Regions from separate parts of the Homo sapiens genome. Here region 1 is linked to region 2. Evidence: read pairs that join two places in POLR2A ChIA-PET (ENCODE). Cell type or tissue: GM12878. All regions are shown on one strand. Each heading gives the region's core, and the rest is flanking DNA. Links, peaks and the distances in the headings are about the cores only.

What was found. Peaks named below come from ENCODE experiments on the same cell type or tissue, not always from the same donor. Only the 100,000 strongest peaks of a DNase experiment are listed, where the experiment ranks them.
Region 1: POLR2A ChIA-PET joins it to region 2 with 5 read pairs; 7 of 35 experiments call an interaction of 5 or more read pairs at or near these places.

The regions. Positions count from the first base shown.
Region 1 is chr15:75,056,996-75,069,576 of GRCh38, reverse strand. No RefSeq gene overlaps it. Among named protein-coding and RNA genes, the nearest start is that of PPCDC, 40 kb to the right of the region's middle. RefSeq lists enhancers at 1-18, 79-188, 7,841-7,890. In GM12878, for the core only: no CTCF peak of the experiment used is centred there; a DNase peak (open chromatin) is centred at 8,066; H3K27ac peaks cover 1,191 bases.
Region 2 is chr15:75,125,069-75,137,649 of GRCh38, reverse strand. It overlaps LOC124903530 (a long non-coding RNA gene), which reads right to left and starts at 6,714. Exons shown (of 2, transcript XR_007064721.1): 1 at 6,464-6,714. RefSeq lists enhancers at 6,205-6,454, 6,625-6,684, 6,725-6,914. In GM12878, for the core only: no CTCF peak of the experiment used is centred there; DNase peaks (open chromatin) are centred at 6,559 and 6,884; H3K4me3 peaks cover 749 bases; H3K27ac peaks cover 2,500 bases.

The DNA of each region.
Region 1 (12,581 bases), core at 6,544-9,043, 69 kb after region 2:
GGGAGATAACTTCAGAGGGTGACTAGCAGCAGCCAGCCCATGGGCCTGAGACCACCACTATTCCCAATCCCTGGTTTCCCCCAAAGCAGTCTGAGCAGAAAAAAGACCTGAGTCCGCCCCAGACTAGCCTGGGTCAGCCCCACCATTTGTGAGGTCCAAAATCCTGTGTTTGGGGGACATGTGTGGTGAGTCTCCAGCACGAAGGTGGAAGGGAGGGAGCACACAGTAGATGCTCGAGCAATGGCAAGGACTGATTCTAGGCCACCCATGAAGCTAAGCAGGGGCCCTCTTCACACCTCTAGTCCTCCAGTGTCTCCTCAAACTTCCCCAGAGCAGGAGGCTCACTCCCTCAGTCACTCCCTCCATTTCCATAAGCTCTAGGTGCCAGGACATTTTCCTTCTCTGGGGCTGAACTTTGCCTCCAGGTCATTTCTCAGAGTTCTAGGATAGACTCTTGTCCCCTGAGGCTGCTCTTCCCTGCTCATCCAGCCTGGCTTTTGCAAAGCCTTCAGCATGCTGGCTCTTCTCCTGCAGATGTTGGGCAGCAGGGGCCCCAAAAGGACCACAATCCTTCAGATGCAGTCTGAGCCAGAAGGAGGAAAAATCACCTCCTTTGACCTGCATGCTATACCACTATTAATGCAGCCCAAGCTATTAGCTAAGGAGGCTACATGCAGTGTGTGGTTATCATTTACCTGATGGGAAAAAGAGGGAGTTCTTGTTTCCCAAGTACCACCTTGGCTTCCCAGAGCCTCTCCATGATCCCCACCCAGTCCCTGCCTCACTGGGCCCCTACTCAATCTGCCCTCCTTCACCCACTGCACTCTGCCCCACTCACAAAACTTTTATGTGCCCCAGCCAGCTCTTCCCCTTCCCACATTTGCACATGTAATAGCCTGGGTCTGAAATGCCCTGGTTCATCTTCCCCTGGCGAACTCCTGGTCACTCATCTTGCTTCCACTTACCTCCTCCAGGAAGTCTTTCCTGAAAACCCCTGCCCTTGCCTAAATTAGGCTCCAAGGTTATCCCCTCTCAGTACCCCGTACTTTTCCTCCATGGTGCTTATCAGGGTGTCTACTCTTCCTTACCTGTGGGCAGCTATCTCAGAAAGGACCCTGAGGGCAGGGAGCATGTGGATTCTTTTCCCCACTGTGTCCGCAGCACTGGGCACAGTGCCTAGCACAGAGCACATATACATACAGTAAAGATGGACTGAGTGGACCTGTAAATGAGGCATCCTTGTTGATCTGGTTATGCAAAGCCCTCGACTGCTACACCACTCCATCCTCCCCAGGCTGAGCGAGAGGATGCAGTGTCAAGAGAGTGTGCTTTGGGGCCGGGCACAGCAGCTCACACCTGTAATCCCAGCACTTTGGGAGGCTGAGGCGGGCGGATCATGAGTTCAGGAGATCTAGCCCATCCTGGCTAACACGGTGAAACCCCATCTCTACTAAAAAATACAAAAAATTAGCCGGGCATGGTGGCAGACGCCTGTAGTCCCAGCTACTCAGGAGGCTGAGGCAGGAGAATGGCATGAACCTGAGGGGCAGAGCTTGCAGTGAGCCGAGATCAGCCACTGCACTCCAGCCTGGGCGACAAAGGGAGACTCTGTCTCAAAAAAAAAGAAAAAAATTCTGGCAGTTATTTGGCAGGGAGCTCTTGGACAGATGTAGTTTATTCTTTAGGGGTCTCCAGCTTGGAGTTACCCACCCCATGTTTACTGTCCAGCCCTGAAATTGGGTAGTCCACCATATATTATCCCAGCTGGGGTAGGGTGATGCCCTACTGTAACCTGTATTTGGTTTAGGGCAAAGATATTTATCTGCCTGTGAGATCTGTCTCTGATTTTTTAAATTTCCACAAGGTAAAACCTGGCAGGCATTAAATCTTATAGTCTGGGGTGCTACTGTCTTGGTCACATTAATCACCAACCTGACTGGGTAGAGAAGAGTCTGCTGCCAGTTTCCATTTTGACCTTCTGCTCTTTGTATATTAGCCCATCCCAGCCATGTTAATTTCCAGAAATGGGGCCAGCTCATGTTTTCTTTTTAGATTTTTCTTAGAGTTCACTTTAAGGGTTCCTTAAAGTTAAGAGTTAAAGTTAGACTCGGGCACTTTCCACTGATCTTTTTCCCTCCCTTCCGGGATCTCTTTTACCAGTCCCTTGACTCGAATATAGTGAGTCCACCTCCATTCAGCTGTTTGCAGGGCCATCTCAGTGGTCAGGAGCACTTGATAGGGACCTTCCCAGCTTGGGTGGAGCTTGTCTTATTTCCAAGTCTTAATCAGCATGAAGTCACCAGGCTGGAAGTGGTGAACCACAAACTTAAGAGGTGGAGTTTGAGTTAGAAGTCTTTTTAACCTAAGGGATGACAGGGTGGAGGATATGGCCAGTATATAATTTCTTAAGAATTGATCCTTGGTTTCCATAGTAGGGAGATCTGTAGCTCTGCCTAAATACAGGAGCCCATATAATAACTTGTAAGGGAACAATCCCAAGTCTTTTATTGGAGCTGTCCTAATCCTGCAGAGTGCTATTGGGAGACATTTGGTCCAAGCATTTTAGTTTCTAAGATTAGTTTGGTGAAATGCTTTTTGAGAGTTTGATTCATTCTTTCTACCTTTCTAGAGGAAGGGGGATGCCAAGGGGTGTGATAATCCCATCTAATTTGTAAACCTTCCATAATTCCCCTTAACACCTTTGAGGTAAAGTGGCTCTCATTGTCTGAATCAATATTTTTCACCAGGCCAAAGCTAGGTGCAATCTGTTCTAATATAATTTTGACCATATACCTGGTGGTGGCTGTTGGGAGGCAAAAGGCTTCCACCCAGCTGGAAAGGTGATCTACGATCACCAGTAAATACTTTCGTCTTTCTACTTTGAGCATTTTTGTAAAATATACTTGAATGCTTTGAAATGGTCTTAGTCCAGGAGGTCTTCCTCCTGTGGCCTGTTTTCTAATTACCTTTTGGTTTATCCTTTGACAAGTTACACAATTTCCACATACTTGTTTAGTGAGGGTATAAGTCCCTATACACCCATAATTCCTAATGTTATAGGAGGCAGAAAGAAATTTAGGTAGACAAGGTAAAGTGAGTCCCTGGCAGAAAACTTTCCTTCTATTAAAAAGCAGCTCAGAAATAGCTCCCTTTCTAACCTCATGCAGTTCAAAGAAATTACTTCTCTTCTAACAAATGGCGCCTGAAAGCTCAGCCTGTAAATCACAGATAAAGAGCTCAAGCACAGAAGGAGGGGGGTTGGGGGGGATCGAGATTCGGGGGAAGTCTCCTGGGTAATCACCAAACTTCACTCTCATACAATGGGCCCCAGTAAAAACAGTGGGCCTTAATAAGCACATTCCTTTCCCTTTAGGCACACTAAGATAGGGAAGCTAAAAGTGGACTGGGGTGTGGGGGTGGGTGCCTGAAGCTGCAAGATACCTGGAACAGACACAGATACTCTCCCTCCCAGATAAGTGACACAATTAGGTAAAGGCTGATAGAAACTCTGCTCTAAACAGATAGCACATCTGGTCACAACCAAATCATTGGGCCCTAGGAGGATAAGACATCCCCTCCTCACTAGCCCCCTCCTCACTAGCCCATTTATGAAAACTCTGACATTTTTATTGCAACTTGGCAACCGGCTCAGGACCCCCCCTTCAATGCAGAGCTGGTCCCTCCCACGGCCACGAAATTCCTACTCCAAACCCACTCCACCTGTGCAACCCCAATCTCCCCAGCTGCAAGACCAAGAATCCTGGCATCCACCCCAGCCAACAAGGCTGCCTCACTAAGTATTGCATTACACAGAGCCTGGGGTCCCCAGTGACTCCCTTTGTGTACTATAGACATTAGTTCTTTTATCAGGGGTTTACTCACACTAGCTCTCTCACACTGTCTACCTTTATTTCAGCTGTCTGCTCCTGCTCTGCGACACCTGCCACCCCCCAACCTGCAGCTGCACTTCCTGGCCCACAAGGCCAGCTCTTAGTTACAAAGTTAACTTTTAAAAGGCTTTGCCTTACTGGGTTCTCTGAACTTAATCTGGAGTTTTTTTTTTTCCATCTGATCTCTGGCCTCTGCAGGAATGCAGAGGGAGTTTTCTTTTTCTTGTTGAATCTCGAATGCCTTTGAGACATTTTGTGTCCTAGGAGTGGGCTCCTTGACCCCTTTAACTATCAGTTCTCTGAGGTCCTGCATTTGGGCCTAGTCCCTGGGATCATTATTATCCCATTTGGGATTGACATTTGGAAGTTTTTTGTTCGACTGTCAAGACTTCTTGCCTGGGAGGGTGTTGCCTCTTCCAGATAGTCATGGCCACTCTCCTAATCATTCCCTTTTCTTCTCCTATGAACAGGATATTTAAGATAGACATCATTTCAGCCCAGGTGTAAAAGCTGGGTCCTATGAATTTGTCCAGTTGGTCTGCTAAACCGAGGGGATCTTCTAGGAGTGGTTTCATTTCCTTCTTGAAATTCCTAACATTAGTACTTGTAAGAGGAGCATTTACAAAGCCAATCTCTCCCTGTCCCACGAGAACTTCCCTAAAAGGGAACATGCTAGATGCCTGCTGTGTGAAAGGGATAGGGAAGTTTTCAATATCCCTCTTACACTGTTCTAATTCTTTTTTCAAATTTGGATAAGGATTTAAAGGAGCAGTTGGTTCAGCTTCCCCATGGTCTCCAGGTCTTTCTTCCTCTAACCCTCCTGCTGCCCCTTGATCTTCCTGTCCCCTATTTTGTGAGACATATGGAGGGGGCATGTATGACAGGGGGTCCCAGGGCTTTTCCCTGGGTGAGGGCTTTTTACTAGGCTCTTTTTCTTCTTCTTTGAAGGGAAACATGGGGGCTAATTCCTTGATCCAGCAGAGAGCATAACATCTCTTCTTGTGAGGGTGGGGTTTTATCATTCACATAGAGAATTAAAACTTGGCACACCCAATCCTCATCTGAGCCAAACTTGGGCCAAAACCCTGAAGGCTTACAAATGGGGTCTTTGGGCCAGATAAAACAGCAATGCTTTATTATCTTTTGCTTTTCCTTGTCCCTGGTTCGAGGGTTGTCCCTCCAAACCTGCCACATTCTCCCCAAAGGACTATCTGGGGGAATGTCAGAGGAGTCTCTTTGGCTCCCTCTTTCCTTTGTCCCCTAGGCCTAGAATTCCTGTTTCCCATTTTCAGTCAGTCTCTGTGTCTGAGTTTCCCTGTGTACTCAACCCCCCTTTACTGGAGGTTTCTTGCACACCCCGAGAATCGCTTCATCTGTGTCCAGCCATTTCCCTCTCGGGAGAACAGAACCACGGATTAGGACTCCGCACTCACTTTGTATCTAAGATACGTCTCAGTCACACACACACTCAACCGCCGAAAATGCCCAACCACCAAGGCAGTACTTACAGTCCAATTTTCCACCTTGGCTCACACACAAGGTTGCCTGGTTGCCACGATGCCCGCTTTTCTCCCTGTGTCATCTCAACTGTCTCCTGAATAAGTCTTGGGTTTGTCTATGGCTTCTGTGGGGAGCCGGGATGCCCGACAGAGCAGGCCACCTAAATTGAGTAGGACATGTCTCCCCTCTTGGCCAGAGTCCCACTCCATGCAGGCACAGAGATCCCAGACAGGCCCCCAGGTTGTGAGAAACATGCTCACCTGTCCAAACCCAAAGAATGGACTTAGAGGCATGAAGAACAGTTAAAGTGAGACTTCTAATAGTGGTCTTGCAAGATCAGGTGTCTTGCAGGCAGGCACGCCTGGGACAGTCACAGCAGGTAATTTATCCCTTAGCACAGAAGTCCCTCCCCCAGTTCCTCATTGGTTGAGTACTATGGGGTTACAATCTTCCCGGATATTGCCTACGTTTTCTTATCCCCCTTATAAGATTATACCCCATCCCCTTCCCCACTTAAGTTTAGATTTCCCAATAATGAAACTTTTTTCCCTTTTATGAGCTGACCCCTCTTCTACATTCTGTTTGTTTATTGTGACCTTCTAGATGCATGAGCCCTGTGGTTTGTTACATTTTCAGGCTGGCTGCCAGTACTTAGATTTATCATGCCTTGAAAACTGACCACTTGAAATGTTTTCTCACAGGCCAAGCATGGTGGCTCATGCCTGTAATCCCAGCACTTTGGAAGGCCAAGTTGGATCGTCTGAACTCAGGAGTTCGAGACCAGACAGGGCAACATGGCAAAACCCTGTCTCTACCAAAAATTCAAAAAAATTAGCTGGGCATGGTGGGACGCACCTGTGGTCCCAGCTACGGGGGAGGCTCGGGTGGGAGGATCACTTGAGCCTGGGAGGCGGAGGTTGCAGTGAGCCAAAATCACACCACTGCACTCCAGCCTGGGTGACAGAGTGATACCCCATCTCAAAAAAAGAAAAAAAATGAATGAATGAAAGGAGGTTGTAGATGTGTGGGGACAGTGGGATATGGGATATGGAAACTCCCTGTACTTTCCACTCAGTTTTGCTGTGAACTTAAAACTACTTCAAATAACCTTACTAATTAAAAAAATTAATAAATGAATGAAGACATATGATCAGTCCTTGCTTATGCAACTTTGGCTTGCAGAGGCCTCAGGCCATTGTGCTTGTGTGAAGTACCGCAGGCAGACTTGTCCCCGAGAGCCAGCACTGGCCCAGGCCCAGGTGCGAGCAGGTGCTGTGATCCACCTGACTGGATGACTGGTGGCCTATTTCCTACCCATCTGCCTGTGATGTCATAAGTCAAGGTGATTCCAAAGGCCATCTGAGCTTTGGCCTGTGCCCTCCATTTTCTATGCTGTGGCCACTGGTCCACTCTGGAGGGTCAGGCTGGCTTGTGAATGGAGCAAGAACTAACCCCTGAGGCTTACAAATTCTGCATGCATGCATATGCTTGCACACCTTCTGCTGCTAATCTGGAGTATTCCTGCATCCCAGACCACCACGATTCTCTGAGTTCCAGAGAGACTGAGCCAGGGCCATGGCAGAATCTATAGACCAGAGGGGACAGTCCTGGCTCCAGGATACCTGCCATTCGATGTATCAGTGTTCCTGTTCTCCAATCATAAAAATGGGGCAACTCAGGGCATGACTTCTTTCCTAGAAAATTCCCAGGCAAGCCTCTGCCTTGGTCACGCCTTCCTGGAAGCCCAGGACGATCCTTGTGGAAGCCTGGGGGGCCTCTACCCCGCCCTAAACCCCCACTACACACTCACCTTCTCTTGCAAGCCAGCCCTGGGAGAGGCCATATGGAGACTTCAGGGATTGTCTGGTGACTGGCCTGTCACCCTCCAAGACCCAAGCTTTGTTCCCTCCAGCTGGCCTCCTCCTCTGGTCTTCCTCCAATGGCCCTGGGCCTTGGAGGCAACATGACTCACAGAAAGAGCAAGGGCTTGGAGCCTGCCAGAGCTTCCTCACTTACTAGCTGTGGGACCTTGAGAAAGTTAAGTAACCGGTCAGGCGCAGTGGCTCACGCCTGTAATCCCAGCACTTTGGGAGGCCAATGCAGGTGGATCACCGGAGGTCAGGAGTTCGAGACCAGCCTGGCCAACATGGTGAAACCCCGTCTCTACTAAAACTATAAAAAATTAGCTGGGCATGGTGATGCGCACCTGTAGTCCCAGCTACTCAGGAGGCTGAGGCAGGAGAATCACTTGAACCCGTGAGGTGGAGGCTGCAGTAAGCCAAGACTGCACCCCCAGCCTGGGCAACAGAGCAAGACTCCGTCTCAAAAAAAAAGAAAGTTAAATAACTTATTTGAACCTCAGCGTCCTCATTTGTCAAATTCTTGCTCTCAGGAGAAATGGCCAGGGGACAACAATATCCACCTTAGGGTTGCTGTGAGAATTAAATTGTAAATGGTGGCCATTGCTTCACAGAGCATGGCTTCCTTCTGGTGCTCTGTGAGTAGTGACCATACATGCTGGTTTGCCCAGAACAGTCCAGTTGATGCCTATTTTCCTGGCATGTTAATTGCCCTTTTTCACTCTCAGAAGTGCCCAGTTTAGACAAAATACAGTCAGCCTGTGTTTCTTTCTATTCCTAGCTCAGGTCCAGCCTGTGTTAGCAGCACCACTATTTCTACTTTCCCCTGTAAGAGGCCATGCTTGGTTTGTGGTTAGGTTGCTGACACACCAGGGGTTTGGTCTAGGTCCTGCTGTTGGTCACACAAAAAGCCAATGACTGAGACACAGGATTGCCAAGGAAGAAGGCTTTAATTGAGTGCTGTGGCCAAGGAGATGGGAGCTCAGTCTCAAATCCATCTCCCTGGCTAAAATTAGGGGTTTGTACAGCAGGGAAGAAACTTAACAATGTAAGGGAAAACAGGAACTCCTGAGGGGTAAGGAAGCAATCATGATAATGAGGGGCCTGGGTCTCATTGTCTGGATGCTATGCTCTGTGAGTTTCAGTTCTTTCCTACTTTTTGAGAGGCCTGGTATCTCACTGTCTGAATCTGGTGAGTTTCAAGCTTTAAGACCAGATGTGTCCATTTCTGTTTATCAGGAAAAACTGTGTATGAGATTCTTTGATACTTTTTGAGAGACCTGGTATCTCATTGTCTGAATCTGGTGAGTTTCCAGCTTTAAGACAAGATATGTCAATTTCTGTTTATCAGGAAAAGCTGTCTATGGAACTATTGGGTCAATTTCAGTTATATCCTTCTTTCTGGGCCTCAGGTTCCTCTTATTATTATCATTTTTTAGAGATAGGGTCTCCCTACGTTGCCTAGGCTGGAGTCAGTGGCTATTCACAGGCTCAGTCATGGCACACTGTAGACTCAAACTCCTGGGCTAAAGCGATTTTCCTGCCTCAGCCTCTGAGTAGCCAGGATTGCCCGTGCACACCACCACACCTAGCACAGGTTATGTCTTTTTTTATTTTTTTTTTTTTGAGACAGAGTCTCGCTCTGTCATCCAGGCTGGAGTGCAGTGGTGCAATCTCTGCTCACTGCAACCTCCGCCTCCTGGGTTCAAGCGATTCTCCGGCCTCAGCCTCCTGAGTAGCTGGGATTACAGGTGCATGCCACCACACCTGGCTAATTTTTGTATTTTTAGTAGAGACGGGGTTTCACCATGTTGGTCAGGCTGGTCTCGAACTCCTGACCTCGTGATCCACCCACCTCGGCCTCCCAAAGTGCTGGGATTACAGGCATGAGTCACTGTGTCCAGCCGCTTTTTTTTTTTTTTTTTTTTTTTTTGAGATGGAGTCTCGCTCTGTCACCCAAGCTGGAGTGGGGTGGCAGGATCTCCACTCACTTCAAGCTCCACCTCCTGGGTTCACACCATTCTTCTGCCTCAGCCTCCCGATTAGCTGGGACTACAGGTGCCTGCCACCATGCCCAGCTAATCTTTTGTATTTTTAGTAGAGACGGGGTTTCACCGTGTTCACCAGGATGGTCTCGATCTCCTGACCTCGTGATCCGCCTGCCTTGGCCTCCCAAAGTGCTGGGATTACAGGCATGAGCCACCGCGCCCAGCCGCCCAGCCTCTTATTTCTTAAATGGGAATAACAATGCCCATCTGGAAGGATGTTTAGGAGGCTTAAATGCAGGGTCTGGCACAGGCCAGGAGCCAGATAAACCTGAGTTCCCTTCCACAGCCTTCTCTCTCTTCCCTCCATCATGCCAGCTTCCCCCAAGCATGGCACACCAGAATTCAACTTCTCCCCTGCCAGGAGAGCAATTTCCAGAAGTTCCAGGTAACATATCAGCTCCCAAGCCAGGGCCAGGCCACGGTCTCTTCTGAGAGGAGGAAATCTTCAGGGCCAGGAGCGGTGGCTTACACCTTTAATCCCAGCAATTTGAGAGGCTGAGGCAGGAAGATTGCTTGGGTGTGGTGGCTCTCACCTGTGGTCCTGGCTACTCCTCTGGTGGCTGAGGTGCGAGGAACACCTGAGTCCAGGGAAGTCGAGGCTGTATGTGAGCCATGATCGCACCACTGCAGTCCAACCTGGATGAAAGAGTAAGACCCTGTCTCTTAAAAAAATGTTATTTACTTTTTTTTTTGAGATGGAGTCTCACTCTGTCGCCCAGGCTAGAGTGCAGTGGCACGATCTCGGCTCACTGCAACCTCTGCCTCCCGGGTTCAAGCAATTCTCTGCCTCAGCCTCCTGAGCAGCTGGGATTACAGGCACTCGCCACCACGCCCAGCTAATTTTTTATTTTTAGTAGAGACGGGGTTTCGCCGTCTTGGCCAGGTGGGTCTTGAACGCCTGACCTTGTGATTCATCTGCCTTGGCCTCCCAAAGTACTGGGATTATAGGTGTGAGCCACCACACCTGGCCAAAAAAATTTTTTAATTAAAAAAATTTTATGTCTGGTCAGGACCTAGTTAAAGTTAAAAAACTTTCTTTTTTTTAATTTTAAAGAGAGGGCCGGGTGCAGTGGCTCACACCTGTAATCCCAGCACTTTGGGAGGCCGAGGCGGGTGGATCACGAGGTCAGGAGATCGAGACCATCCTGGCTAACACGGTGAAACCCCGTCTCTACTAAAAATACAACAAAAATTAGCCAGGCGTGGCGGCCGGTGTCTGTAGTCCAGCTACTTCGGGAGGCTGAGGCAGGAGAATGGCATGAACCCAGAAGGCGGAGCTAGCAGTGAGCCAAGATAGCGCCACTGCACTCCAGCCTGGGCGACAGAGCGAGACTCCATCTCAAAAAAAAAAGAAAATTTAAAGAGAGAAAGAAAGGATCTTCAGCATCCATGTGTTCATGTTCAACTCATGTTGGCTGCTTCCAAGTCCATCGCTATGGCTGGTAACATTGTTTTGCCTACACAGATGGAAGGCACCTTTTAATTCACCTTTGAACACTCCTTCCTCTTCCAGGAATCCAGAGGCCTGAAAGGGAGTCTGCTGGGCCTCCAGTCCCTAAGGACCTGCTGTCTAGGCTAGCAGGCAAAGCATCACCATGTAATCTCAGCAGATAAAGCCACCATGAAATGAGCCCATTGCAGCAAGGGAACGACACATGCTCCCAGATTCCACCTGGATTAGCTGCATGTCCTCCAAAAGCCCTGAAGCTCACATATCTGCCTCTTGTCCTCACACCCACCCACTCCCCACATTCCTTTGCTATGAGACAACTGGTAGTTCTTCTGGCCTGATCATTCCCATTGCCTTGCCGCAAGGGGTACCAAACCTGGCTTAAATATTGTAGAATATTTGGTTCCACCAGGAAGCTCTCAGTGTAAACAACTTGTCAGTTATTGGGGTTGATTTCTTTGCTCAGAGGCAGTTGCGTGACACTTAGGATTTTCATCCTGCCCTAGAAACCACAATACATGAAGGAAGGAAGCCATGAGCAGAAAAAGGTAATGAAGGAGCTGTCCAGTTGGGACTGAAAGGGCAGGCATCTGGGGATGCTGATGTATGGTGGAAGGGGTGTTTCAACTGACCCCAAGGAGGTAAATGCAAATAAGGGTAGAAGTCCTGTGCAGGAGCCTGTTTGCAGGTAGCTGTAGGGCAGAAAGAGAAAACCCTAGCACACTGCACTGGCTGTGCGGCCCTCAGTTTCTTGTCTATGAAACAGCTACATATGCTAATTGACTCCATCGTGAAGCTGTTATGTGAGGAGGGTGAAATGAGATTAAAGAAACACTTGGCAATATGGAGAACATGTAACACGTACCCATAACCCAAGTCTTATCTAGGGCTCCACACAGTTCAGTCCTGCTCAGCTGCACTCAGAGAATCACACATTGCAAAGGGCTTTAAAAAGAACCTCAATCACAATTGCTGCAGTGAGCTGAGATTGCGCCACTGCACTCCAGCCTGGCGACAGAGCAAGATTCCATCTCAAAAAAAAAAAAAAAAAACCTTGGCCAGGCGCGGTGGCTCACGCCTGTAATCCCAGCACTTTGAGAGGCTGAGGTGGGCAGATCACAAGGTCAGGAAATCGAGACCATCCTGGTTAACACGGTGAAATGCCATCTCTACTAAAAATACAAAAAATTAGCTGGGCGTGGTGGTGGGTGCCTGTAGTCCCAGCTACTTAGGAGGCTGAGACAGGAGAATGGTGTGAACCCGGGAGGCGGAGCTTGCAGTGAGCCGAGATCGCGCCCCTGCACTCCAGCCTGGGCGACAGAGCGAGACTCTGGCTCAAAAAAAAAAAAACAAAAAGATTCCTTCACTCCTCCATTTGTTCCCATCTTCCCAGTTCTGTATCTCAATCTGTTTTTCTTTTTTTTTTTTTGTTTGAGACGGAGTCTTGCTCTTGTCATCCAGGTTGGAGTGCAATGGCACGATCTCGGTTCACTGTAACCTCTGCCTCCCAGGTTCAAGTGATTCTCCTGCCTCAGCCTCCCGAGTAGCTGGGATTACAGGCGCCTGCCACCACCCAGCTAATTTTCGTATTTTTTAAGTAGAGACAGGGTTTTGCCATGTTGGCCAGGCTGGTCTCAAACTCCTGACCTTGTGATCCACCCGCCTTGGTCTCCCAAAGTGCTGGGATTACAGGCGTGAGCCACCACCAATCTGTTTTTCTAATCCCACACCACAAAGTGCCCAGGAACCACAGAACAGATTGTTTTTGTTTTGTTTTGTTTTTTGAGATGGAGTCTCATTCTACTGCCCAGGCCGGAGTGCAGTGGTACGATCT
Region 2 (12,581 bases), core at 5,665-8,164:
ATAGAGACCCAGGACCTTGGCAACAGAAGGAAGTGGCCTTTTTTGGTGCATTCTAGAATTCCTGGCAGGCCTCCCCTCTCCCCAGCACCTGCCTCCATTCCTTCCGCACACATTTTTAGGTCTGGCACCAGAGATCCTATGGCAGAGTAAGCCCTGGGAGGATGCTAGGTGAGTTGCAGTGCATCCCACCTTACTTGTGTATCTGCAGCCCTTCACTAATCATGGCTGCAATGGCCTTTTCTTGGAGGAGTCAGAGAGATTGACTGTGGTACTTGGGCTTAAAGAATGCTTGGGAGAAAATGGAGATGGACGCAGGGACAGAAACGCATGCAAATACGTTCTGGGAATCCCAGTAACTTCTGTGGCTTGACCTGTGTTTGGATAAAGAGCGAGGACATGCCAGTGGCAAAGAGGCAAAGGCCAGTCACTTAAGGCTTTGGATCTTAGGCCAAGGCATCTGTACTTTACACTCAGCAGTAGAGAGCCATGGAAGAGGTGCTTTAAAATTGTTTATTTGGGTGTGGTGGCTCACACCTGTAATCTGAACACTTTGGGAGGCCAGGTGGGAGGATTACTTGAGCCCAGGAATTTCTGATCAGCCTGGGCAACATGGTGAAACCCCAACTCTACAAAAAATACAAAAATTAGCTGGGCATGGTGGCATGCACCAGTAGCCCCAGCTACTCAGGAGGCTGAGGCAGGAGGATCAATGGAGCCCGGGAGGTCAAGGCTGCAGTGAGTTATGATTATGCCAGTGCACACCAGTCTGGGTAACAGAGCAAGATCCTGTCTGAAAAAATTATTTATTTGTTGGTTAAAGTAAGTAAACAAGTAATACAATACGGAACAGCAGTGTTGTCAAAGTATGGCCTATGGACCCTGGAGGTCCCCAAGATACTTAGAGATCTGCAAGGTCAAAACTATGTTTATAGTAATACTCAGACATTCTATGCCCTTTTCATTCAAATGATGTGTTATCATTTGACTGACTGCTTGAGAGCAATGGCGAGTGAACGTGTCATTGCTTCAACACAAGTTAAGGCAGTAGTGCCTGAGAGGATCAAAATATGCCACTCCAAAATAAGCCACTTTGGCAGAAGAACTATTTTGAGTGGAATGCAACTGGGAATCAACAGTTGCAGGATGAGTTCTCTGCTTTCCTCTTAGCTGCAAAAAACAGGGCATAAATTTCCCTTTGTGAATACCAAGATGATTTTGCATAAACAGACCTTACTAAAATAACCTCTATCGTCCATTCGTTCCCCCATATATTTCCTAGCCACTTCCCCACAATTTGTCACCCTTGATGCCCAAACCCTCTTTCCTTTGTTAAAATGTTGTGTAAGTCCCCATGTCTAATGACTTCTTTGAGTTTCAGTTCTTTTCTGTGAACTCTCATGCAGGTAAATATTCATAAAAGTTGTGTGCCTTTTCTCCTGTTATTCTGTCCTTTGTCAGTTTAATTCACAGACCTCTAATCAATGAACCTGAGTGCAGACAAAACGTTTTTCCTCCCTGACACTGCAGCCTTGACATCCTGGGCTCAAGCGATCCTCCCACTTCAGCCTCCAATTAGCTGGAACTACAGGCACGTACCACCACATCGGCTATTTTTTTATTTTTTGTAGAGACGGTGTCTCAGTATGTTGCCCAGGCTAGCATTGTATTCTTCATTGCCATGTATTTGCAATTTAAAAACATTTCATTTATGAATGACCTTGATGGAACAGTAAAAAATACTTTTATTAACTCTCAATCTGTGAGCAGTATATATCTTTCTATGCTTGATATTTTGTGTGATGAAAGGAGGAGTATGTAGAAAGCACTTCTGCTGCTTACCAAAGGATGATGGGCTTCTCTAAGGAAAAGCGCTTGTGTGATTGTCTGAGTTGTCAGCCAAACTAGCTGCTTTTTTCATAGAACACCATTTTTACTTGAAAGACTGACAAACTATGGTTATTCCGACTGGTATTTAGCAGACATTTCTTAACAATAAATAAAGTGAAACTGTCACTCCATAAAAGCAACTGACAGCATTTGTTGCCAATGATAAAATTTGAGCTTTCAAGCAAAAGTTAGAATTTTGGAAAATGTGTATCCACCATTGTGAGCTTAACAAGCTTCTAAGTACTTAAACACTTTTTTTTTCCTTTCTTTTCTTTTTTTTTTTTTTGTGTGAGATGGAGTCTTGCTCTGTCACCCAGGCTGGAGTGCAATGACATAATCTCAGCTCACTGTAACCTCTGCCTCCTGGGTTCAAGCAATTCTCCTGCCTCAGCCTCCTGAGTAACTGGAATTACAGGCACACGCCACCACACCTGGCTAATTTTTGTATTTTTAGTAAAGATGGGGTTTCACCATGTTGGCCAGGCTGGTCTTGAACTCCTGACCTCAGGTGATGTACCCACCTCGGCCTCCCAAAGTGCTGGGATTACAGGCATGAGTCACCGTGCCCAGCCTTACTTAAACAATTTTCTTATGAGATTAGTAGTGATATTAACACACATGATTTTTCAATATTGTCTAACAAAATGTGTCAAAAATTGGATGATCTGCATAACTCTATCAGTACTTTCCAAATGACAAATGCATAATGTTACAGAACTACACTCACATAAAAGATTCACTTAAGGTACAAGACAGGGCTGAGTATAGTGGCTCATGCCTGTAATCCCAACACTTTGGCAGGTAGAGGTGGGAGGATCACTAGAGGCGAAGAGCTGGAGACCGGCCTGGGCAACATAGCAAGACCCCATCTTTATTTTAAAAAATAAAAAATTAGCCAGGTGTGGTGGCACACACCTATAGTTCCAGCTACTAAGGAGGCTGAGACAGGAGGATTGCTTGAGCTCAGGAGTCTGAGGTTGCAATGAGCTATGATCAAGCCACTGTACCCTAGCCTGGGTGACAGAGTGAAACCCTGTCTTAAAAAAAAAAGTGGGGGGACAAGAGAGAGCAATGGCTTTTGTTTTGTTTTGTTGTTTGAGACAGAGTCTTGCTCTGTCACCCAGGCTGACGTTCAGTGGCAAAATCTCGGTTCACTGCAACCTCTGCCTCCCGGGTTCAAGCAATTCTTGTGCCTCAGCTTCCCAAGTAGCTAGAATTAGAGATGTGCATCACCAAACCCAGCTAATTTTTGTATTTTTAGTAGAGGCGGGGTTTTGTCATGTTGGCCTGTCTAGTCTCAAACTCCTGGCCTCATGTAATACGTCTGGCCTCAGCCTCCCAAGGTGCTGGGATTACAGGCATGAGCCACGGCGCCCAGCCGGAACAATGAGTTTTAATGTAACAGTATGAATATGTCATTGCTATGGTTTCAGATTCTACATTGCTTTGAGAAACTGCTGCTTGTCCAGTCGATGTGCTATCAAAGAATACCCACAAAAGGCTATTTAAAGTCTCTTTTTTCTAACTACATATCTTACTGACATGAATTTTCTTCACATACTCCAACCAAAACAATGTATTCTGATAGATCGAATGCAGAAACAGATATGAGAATGAAGATTTTTCAATTAAGTCAGATATTAAAGAGATTTGCAAAAATGCAAAACAAAGTCATTTTTCTCACTAAATGTTTTTGTTTTGGAAAGGATAGTTACTTTTTACAAAACTGTCATTTATATTAACATATAATTGCTTTATTGTTGTTATTTCCTTTCTTTTTTTTTTTTTTGTTTTTGAGACAGGGTCTTACTCTGTTGCCCAGGCCGGGGTGCAGTGGCACAATCTCGGCTCACTGCAACCTCCGCATCCTGGGCTTAAGTGATTTTCCAGTCTCAGCCTCCTGTGTAGCTGGGACTACTGGCACACACCACCACCACACCTGACTAATTTTTTTGTGTGTATATATATATATAATTTTTTTTTTGAGATGGAGTCTTGCTCTGTTGCCCAGGCTGGAGTGCAGTGGCACCATCTCGGCTCACTGCAAGCTCCGCCTCCCGGGTTCACACCATTCTCCTGCCTCAGCCTCCCAAGTAGCTGGGACTACAAGCGTGTGCCACCACACCCAGCTAATTTTGTGTATTTTTAGTAGAGACGGGGTTTCACCGTGTTAGCCAGGATGGTCTCGATCTCATGACCTCATGATCCACCAGCCTTGGCCTCCCAAAGTGCTGGGTTTACAGGCATGAGCCACCACGCCCAGCCTAATTTTTGTATATTTTGTAGAGATGGCATTTCACTATGTTGGCCAGGCTGGTCTCGAACTTCCGAGTTCAAGTGATCAGCCTGCCTTGGCCTCCCAAATTGTTGGGATTACAGGCACGAGCCACCTCGCCTGGCCTATTGTTATTTCTAAATGAATTAATATGTAAATATTTTTTAAATTTCTTAGCTTTAATTTCTGATAACCCTCATTAATGAAAATGTTTTTGGGGACACTGAGTAATTTTTAGAGTGTAGAGGGGTCCTGAACTTTGAGGGGTTCTTCAAACGCAGAACTTTGAGAACCACTACAAAACAGAGTGAATTAACTTTCCATCCCACTACACAATCTCAGCCTGCTGAGACAACTACTGTGGTCAGTGTACTATGTACCCTTTCCTATATTGTATGCCTTTATACCCAAAAGGTATCCACAATTTATTTATTTTTATTTATTTATTTGTTTGAGACAGGGTTTCGCACTTGTTGCCCAGGCTGGAGTGCAATGGCATGATCTCGGCTCACTGCAACCTCTGCCTCCCGGGTTCAAGTGATTCTCCTGCCTCAGCCTCCCAAGTAGCTGGGATTACAGGCATGTGCCACCACACTCCACTAATTTTTTGTATTTAGTAGAGATGGGGTTTCACCATGTTAGTCAGGCTGGTCTCAAACTCCTGACCTCAGGTGATCCACTCGCCTCAGCCTCCCAAAATGCTGGGATTACGGCGTGCACCACCGTGCCCGGCCAGGTATTCACAATCCTGTACCTGGCTTTTTTCCGTAGGAAAAGAATAGACCATGGAACCCAGCCCATATCAGCGTACATACGACTGCTCCAAGTTTTCCTGGCTGGATTGTGTGCCTATTATATGGACGCAATGTAATCTATTCAACCATCCTGCTGCTGCTGGACATTTAGGTTGGTTCTCATTTTTTAACAAGTTCAGGCCCAGCGCGGTGGTTCACGCCTGTAATCCCAGCACTTTCGGAGGGTGAGGCGGGCGGATCACAAGGTCAGGAGATCGAGACCATCCTGGCTAACACGGTGAAACCCCGTCTCTACTAAAAATACAAAAATTAGCCGGGCATGGTGGTGGGCGCCAGTAGTCCCAGCTACTTGGGAGGCTGAGGCAGGAGAATGGCATGAACCCAGAGGTGGAGCTTGCAGTGAGCCGAGATCACACCACTGCACTCCAGCCTGGTCAATAGAGCGAGACTCCGTCTCAAAAATAAACCAGTTCAAACAATTATGTAATGAACATCCTTGGAAAAGTTTTAAGCAGGTAAGTGATAGGATCAGATTTGCTTGTTTAAAATGTCACTCTGAATATGTAAGCTGCTGAAATCTGAACAAGATCTATGGATTGTATCAATATCAATTTCCTGGCTGTGGATATTGTACTATTGTGCAAGATGTTGCCACTGAGGAAATGAGAAGGAAACCAGGTGAAGAGTACATGGAATCTGTCTATATTATTTCTTATAATGCATGTGAATCTATAATTATCTCAAAATAAAAAATTTAATTAAAAAATTGAGGCCCGGCATTGTGGCTCACGCCTGTAATCCCAGCACTTTGGGAGGCTGAGGCAGGTGGATCACCTGAGGTCAGGAGTTCGAGACCAGCCTGGCCAACATGGTAAAACCCCTGTCTCTACTAAAAATACAAAAAATTAGCCAGTTGTGGTGGCAGGCACCTGTAATTCCAGCTACTTAGGAGGCTGAGACAGGAGAATCACTTGAACCCAGGAGGCAGAGGTTGCAGTAAGCTGAGATTGCGTCACTGCACTTCAGCCTGGGAGACAAGAGCAAAACTCTTGTCTCCAAAATAAAAAAGAAAAAAAACACACGTATTAGGATAATTAGTATCAAAATAACAGAAAATAACAAGTGTTGGCAATAATGTGTGAAAACTGGAATGCTTCTGCACTGCTGGTGGGAATGTAAAATGGGGCAGCTACTATGGGAAACAATATGGAAGTTCCTAAAACACTAAAAATAGAACTATCCTATGACCCAACCATCTCACTTCTGGTTTTACAGCCAAAATAATTGAAAACAGGATCTCAAGGAGATATTTCCACACTATGCTTACAGCAGCACTAGTTGTAATAGCCAAGAGGTCAAAAGCAACCCAAGTGTCCACTGACAAATGGATAAAGAAAATGAGGTATATACATACAACGGAATATTATTGAGCCTTAAAAAGGAAGGAAATTCTGACACATGCTACAACATGGTTGAACCTTGAGAACATCTTATTAAGTGAAATAAGCCAGTCCCCAAAACACAGATACTATGTGATTCTACTTACATGAGTTGTCTATAGTAGTCAAATTCATAGAAACAGAAAGTAGAATAGTGGTTGTCAGGGGCTGGGGAGAGGGAAATACAGAGGTGTTAGTTTCATGGGTATAGTTTCACTTTTGCAAGCTAAAAAAATTCCGGAGAGCTCTTCCATAACAATGCGAATTTAACTAACGGTACTTAACTCTATACTTAGAAATGGTTAAGATGGTAAATTTTGGCCAGGCACAGTGGCTCACGTCTGTAATCCCAGCACTTTGGGAGACCAAGCCAGGTGGATCACTTGATGTCAGGAGTTCGAGACTAGCCTGGCCAACATGGTGAAACCCTGTCTCTACTAAAAATACGAAAATTAGCCAGGTGTGGTGGTACACGGCTGTAGTCCCAGCTGCTCAGGTGGCTGACGCAGGAGAATTGCTTGAACCCAGGAGGCAGAGGTTGCAGTGAGCCGAGTTCACACCACTGTACTCCAGTCTGGACAACAGGGTGAGACTCTATGCAAAAAAAACAAAAAAAAAAAACAACAAAAAAAAGGAAAGGGGAGCCAGGCATGGGTGTGGTGGCTCACGCCTATAATCCCAGCACTTTGGGAGCTGAGGCTGGTGAATCACCTGAGGTCAGAAGTTTGAGACCAGCCTGGCTAACATGGTGAAACCCTGTCTCAACTAAAAATACAAAAATTAGCTGGGCGTGGTGGCGCATGCCTGTAATCCCAGCTACTCGGGAGGCTGAGGCAGGAAAATAGCTTGAACCTGGGAGGCGTAGGTTGCAGTGAGCCAAGAATGCACCATTGCACTCCACCCTGTGCAACAAGACAAAACTCTGTCTCAAAAAAAAAAGATGGTAAATTTTATCTTATGCATTTTTTTACCATACACACAAACAGACAAAACTAGAGGAGAGCTAGTTAAAAAAAAAAAAAAAATCACTCTAGCTGCCACTAGGTTTGAAGGGGCTCTGCTAGTGGCAGGAAAGTCTCCTAGCAGGATGTTCTTTTGTCTTGATGAGAAGTGCTGGGGCATGAACAAAGGCAGTGCCCTGGATCCCCAAAGACTGTGAAAGATTGAATTATTTGTCCCTTGTAATATAATTATCCACCCACATCCTTGCCATGGTGGACAGAGAATACTTTCCCACCTTTTGATTTTGTGTTTGGCCATGTGACTTGCTTTGGCCAGTAGGAAACTTGTGAACCTGACATGAGAAGTTTTGAAATGTGCTTGCTCAGTTGGACATGCCTTCTCATGCTGCAGTAATCTGCCATGACAAGAACGTGCCCCATATAGCTGCTGCTCCTTCCTTCTGGGTCCAGGAATGAGTCTCCAGGAACAGGCCATAATCCCTGGGTAGCCGCTGGTCCCAGGAGAACGAGGGACATGCCGAGCAGATCTGAACTCAGCCTGCAGCTTGGAGTCTAGCCTCGATCAACCAAGGTACGATTCAATTTCAGCTGAATTGTACAGCTGACCCACAGGTCATGAGCGTGACAATAAAGGATTATTGTTTGAAGCTTCTGAGTTGTTGTGGTTGTTGTTTCATACAGCACAACGACCCATTTTAGAATGGCACTTAGTAGGCTTTTACAACCTCAACCATTGTTCTGCTGATAGCAAAGCTTTCCATCCAGCAATACTCAACATCCAAACACAGAAGACATGGCAAAAGCAGGGGGGAGTGCTGAGGTGGTTAAGTTCATATACAGAGTGCTGGTGAAAGCACAGGGTGAAGAATCCCTGGGGGTCACTTCCTAGATGGGAGCACAGTAGCCTAATACCTTAGCTGTAGCTTCATCAGTATGTTGGTATGGATCGCTGTAGGAACACGTGATCAACAGCTCTTAGCATCATCTTTTTGGAGTGACTTGAGTCTTGTGATTGAAATGATTCTATTTCTTACTGGTTGGGATTATTTAGTGAAGACACTGTTTGGAACAGATATTATCATTATCCTGTTCCTGGGCCTGTAACCCCAGCACTTTGGGAGGCTGAGGCAGGCAGACCACAAGGTCAGGAGATCGAGACCATCCTGGCTAACACAGTGAAACCCCCTCTCTACTAAAAATACAAAAAATTAGCCGGGCGTGGTGGCGGGCGCCTGTAATCCCAGCTACTTGGGAGGCTGAGGCAGGAGAATGGCGTGAACCTGGGAGGCAGAGCTTGCAGTGAGCTGAGATCGAGCCACTGCACTACAGCCTGGGTGACAGAGCAAGAATCTGTCTCAAAAAAAAAAAAAAAAAGAAAGAAAGAAAGGAAAGGCAAGGAAGAAAAGAAAGAAAGAAAGAAGTCACTACTTTATCATATAAAAATCAATAATAAGTCATTAATGGAAATTATAATCCAGTTGGTGTTTTCTATTTCTTCAATTATAATTTTTTCTTTTTCTTTTTTTTTTTTTCTTGAGACAGGATGTTGTTTTGTCACCCAGGCTGGAGTTCAGTGGTTCAACTATAGCTCACTGCAACCTCAAACTCCTGGGCTCAAGTAATCCTTCTGCCTCAGTCTCCTGAGTAGCTGGAACTACAGGCGTGCACTACCATGCCTGGTAATTTTTTAAAATTTTTGTAGAAACAAGGTTTCACTTTGTTGCCCACTTTGTTAATCTGGAACTCCTAGCCTCAAGTGATCCACCCGCATCAGCCTCCCAAAGCACTGGGATTACAAGTGTGAGCCTCCATTCCTGGCCTCATTTTCTTTTTTAACAGGTGTTTGAATTAATATACAAATAAAGTCTATAAATAGGGCTTGGTTGATAAATCTTAAAACCTGCAAGTTTCCCCTCCGTCTCTTTTTGTTTTGTAATACTGTTTTGTTAAGGAAATTGGGGGATTTTTTTAATTTTGTTTTTGTTTTTTGGTTTTTTTTGGAGACCGAGTCTTGCTATCACCCAGCCTGGAGTGCAGTGGCGTGATATCGGCTCCCTGCAACCTCAGCTTCCAGGGTTCAAGTGATTCTCCAGCTTCAGCCTCCCGAGTAGCTGGGATTACAGGCGTGTGCCACCACACCCAGCTAAATTTTGTATTTTTAGTAGAGACAGGGTTTCACCAGGTTGGCCAGGCTGGTCTCGAACTCCTGACCTCAAGTCATCCACCAGCCTCAGCCTCCCAAAGTGTTGGAATTACAGGCGTGAGCTACCGCACCAAGCTGGAAACTAGGTTGTTTATCCTTGCAGTTTCCCACAGTCTGAATTTGGTTGATTGCAACCCTGTGGTACCATTTAACATGTCTTCTGTCTTCTGTATTTAGTTAGGGAGGCTTGAACAAATTCACGTCCAACTATTTTTTTCAAGACCACCTCCTAGATGGTGATATGTGCTTCCATCAGGAAGCACCTAACTTCTGGTTGTGTCTCATTTTGCAACATCTGCAGCCATGGATGATCATTACTTAAATTCATGAGGAATTGCAAAATAGTGACATTATAACTGTATTATTTCTTATTTTATTAACCTGCATATTTCTACAAAGTGAAACTTGCCCTCATTGATTATTTAGTTATCCTGAGAGATAGATCATATGCAAAAGACATGACAAATATTTAATGCTTTCCCTTTATTTACCAGCTGCCTAGCATCCCCCTAAGGTGAAAAACTAGTTATTTTTAAATATGTGTGAATCAGTGGATTTAAACATGTCTGATTGGTGTCAATCCATTGCAGTTATTAATCTTACTGGTGCTCAAAAAATCTCGCCTTTGGCTGGTGGAAGTGTATTCAGGTTGGCTCCTGTCTCCTTTTGACATGACCCGGGGAGTGTTTCATAGCATCCTATTTTATATGACAGGATATTTATGACTCATTCCTTATATCTCCTGTCCCCAAAATGCCCAGAGGCATTTTTCATCTGGATTGCTTGAAGGTCAGTGATGGCAGGAGGTAGGCTGACTCCCAGTTTGAAGACTTACAGAGCTACATGGACAGTGATGTCACTTGCAGATGTGGGGTCGACATTGAGGTTGGGGGACCAGAGTGGTCAAAGAAGACTGAGAGGGTAGCGGAGTGAGGGCAGACATCTCTGGCCATCCTGCAGGGCCGTGGGGACTTTAGCAGTGCAACTCCCGTCCACAGTAAGGGTGATGGCAGTTGCTGCAGGTGGCCACGGGAGGCTAAAGGCAATGGTACTACGAAGGCCCCAGGCATCTTCAGGCTTCCACATGGTCCATGGCACAAGTCACCACAGACCGCCCAAACCTGGGTTCACTTTCCTCTCTTGGCGCTTGTGCATGAGAAAGCTCCTGTCTTCTCCAAACATGGGTTGGCCCAAAAGAGAGATGTGTGTCCCCTTGTTACAGTCTGCTCAGCCTGCTAGTATAACACCCCAGCCCCCCCATACACACGCCTTTGTGCCTTCACCCCTGCACCATAAAGCACATGTACTCCATGCGTAAACACGTTTACGTATACGATGGTGTGCAGCTGCCCACTCACACGCACACATGCAGTGGTGTAGAGAAGGAGCCTTGGCGGTGCACTGTGGTCAGGAAGGCCTGCACTTGAACCTCCTTCGCTAGGCCATGGGTCTCTGGACCTCAGTTTACTGATCTATAAAACAAGATGTTGGCCTTAATGTCCCTCTGTCCCCAAGGTCCCTGTCTGTCCATGCTGACAATAAGGTTCTAAGTGTTTCAAAGTATATATTCACTCATAGAAACTCTGGGGACAGCCCCTTCCAAGCCTCCCCTAGTCCCCGTACCCACACATTTTAACCAGAAGAAGCCCTATACCTGGAATGCCCAGCCTTCAGGTTGCAACTTGCTTTTCACCTTGACTACAGCACCCGAGGAGACAGAAATGCTCACTGGGTGGCCCCCCCAGGCTGGGGTACTAGGGGGCAGGTGGCTCTGGCTTGGTACCCTCCTTAGGCCTGGATTTCTACCCACTTCCACAGGGCTCCAGCGGGGACAGTAACCAGTCTGCAACGGCAGTGGGCTCTCCCAGTTTGCCTCCCAGTTAGGATTTGCCAACACTGGCCATCTAAGGCCTACTGGGGTCCTTGCAGGTTTCCTGGGGGGATAGGAAAGCTCTGTGTGCTGACTGCCGCCCTGCTGGCCTGCAACCCTGAGCTCAGCTTACCCACTGCAATCGGCTGCCAAGGGGCACTGGATCTCAAGTGCTACTCTATATGAGTGTGTGTTTTGGGAGAAGTACTAGGGAAGAAGGGAAGGCTTTTTTCCATAGAAAGGCATGCGATGTAGTAAAAGTGGGGAAGCTTTGGACACAATCCTGGCTCAACAACTTATTAGGGGTGTCTAATCTTTTGGCTTCCCTGGGCCACACTGGAAGAAGAAGAATTGTCTTGGGCCACAGATAAAATACACTAACACTAATGATAGCTGATGAGCTTAAAAAATTTTGCCAAAAAAATTTTTATTTTATTTTATTTTATATTTTAGTTTTTGAGATGGAGTCTCACTCTATTGCCCAGGCTGGAGTGCAGTGGCACGGTCTCAGTTCACTGCAACCTCTGCCTCCCAGGTTCAAGCAATTCTCCTGCCTCAGCCTCCCAAGTAGCTGGGACTACAGGCATGCACCACCACGCCTGGCTAATTTTTTGTAAAAAAAAAAAAAAAAATTATAATATTTTAAGAAAGTTTATGAATTTGTGTTGGGCTGCATTCAAAGCCATCCTGGGCCGCATGTGGCCCGTGAGTTGTGGGTTGGACAAGCTTGACGTAAATACTATGTGGCCTTGGCCCCTTTCCAGGCCATGGTTTCCTCTTCTGTGAAAAGGGAACCAGTGGCTGGGAAAAGGGAACCAGAAGCCGAAGTGGGAGGATCACTTGAGCATAGGAATTTGAAATCAGCCTGGGCAACACAGCAAAACCTTGTCTCAATTTTAAAAATAAAAAATATATGAAAAAAGGGAACCAGAGTGACTATTTTAGGGTAGTTTTGAGAATTCACTGACATAATGCCTATAAAGCCACAGCAGGTGTCAGCCACACAGTAGGTGTTGAAAAGCTGGGAGCTGCTGCGTTGCTGCTGTCATTATTGACTGGCCTGTTTTTCAAAACAGGGCACAAAGTGAGTTATGGGAGCTCCAGAAAGGAATGCTTGGTTTCAATACTTAGCAAATAATAACAAAAAGAATATTGAAGTATATATAAACATTTTGAGGCCGGGCGCAGTA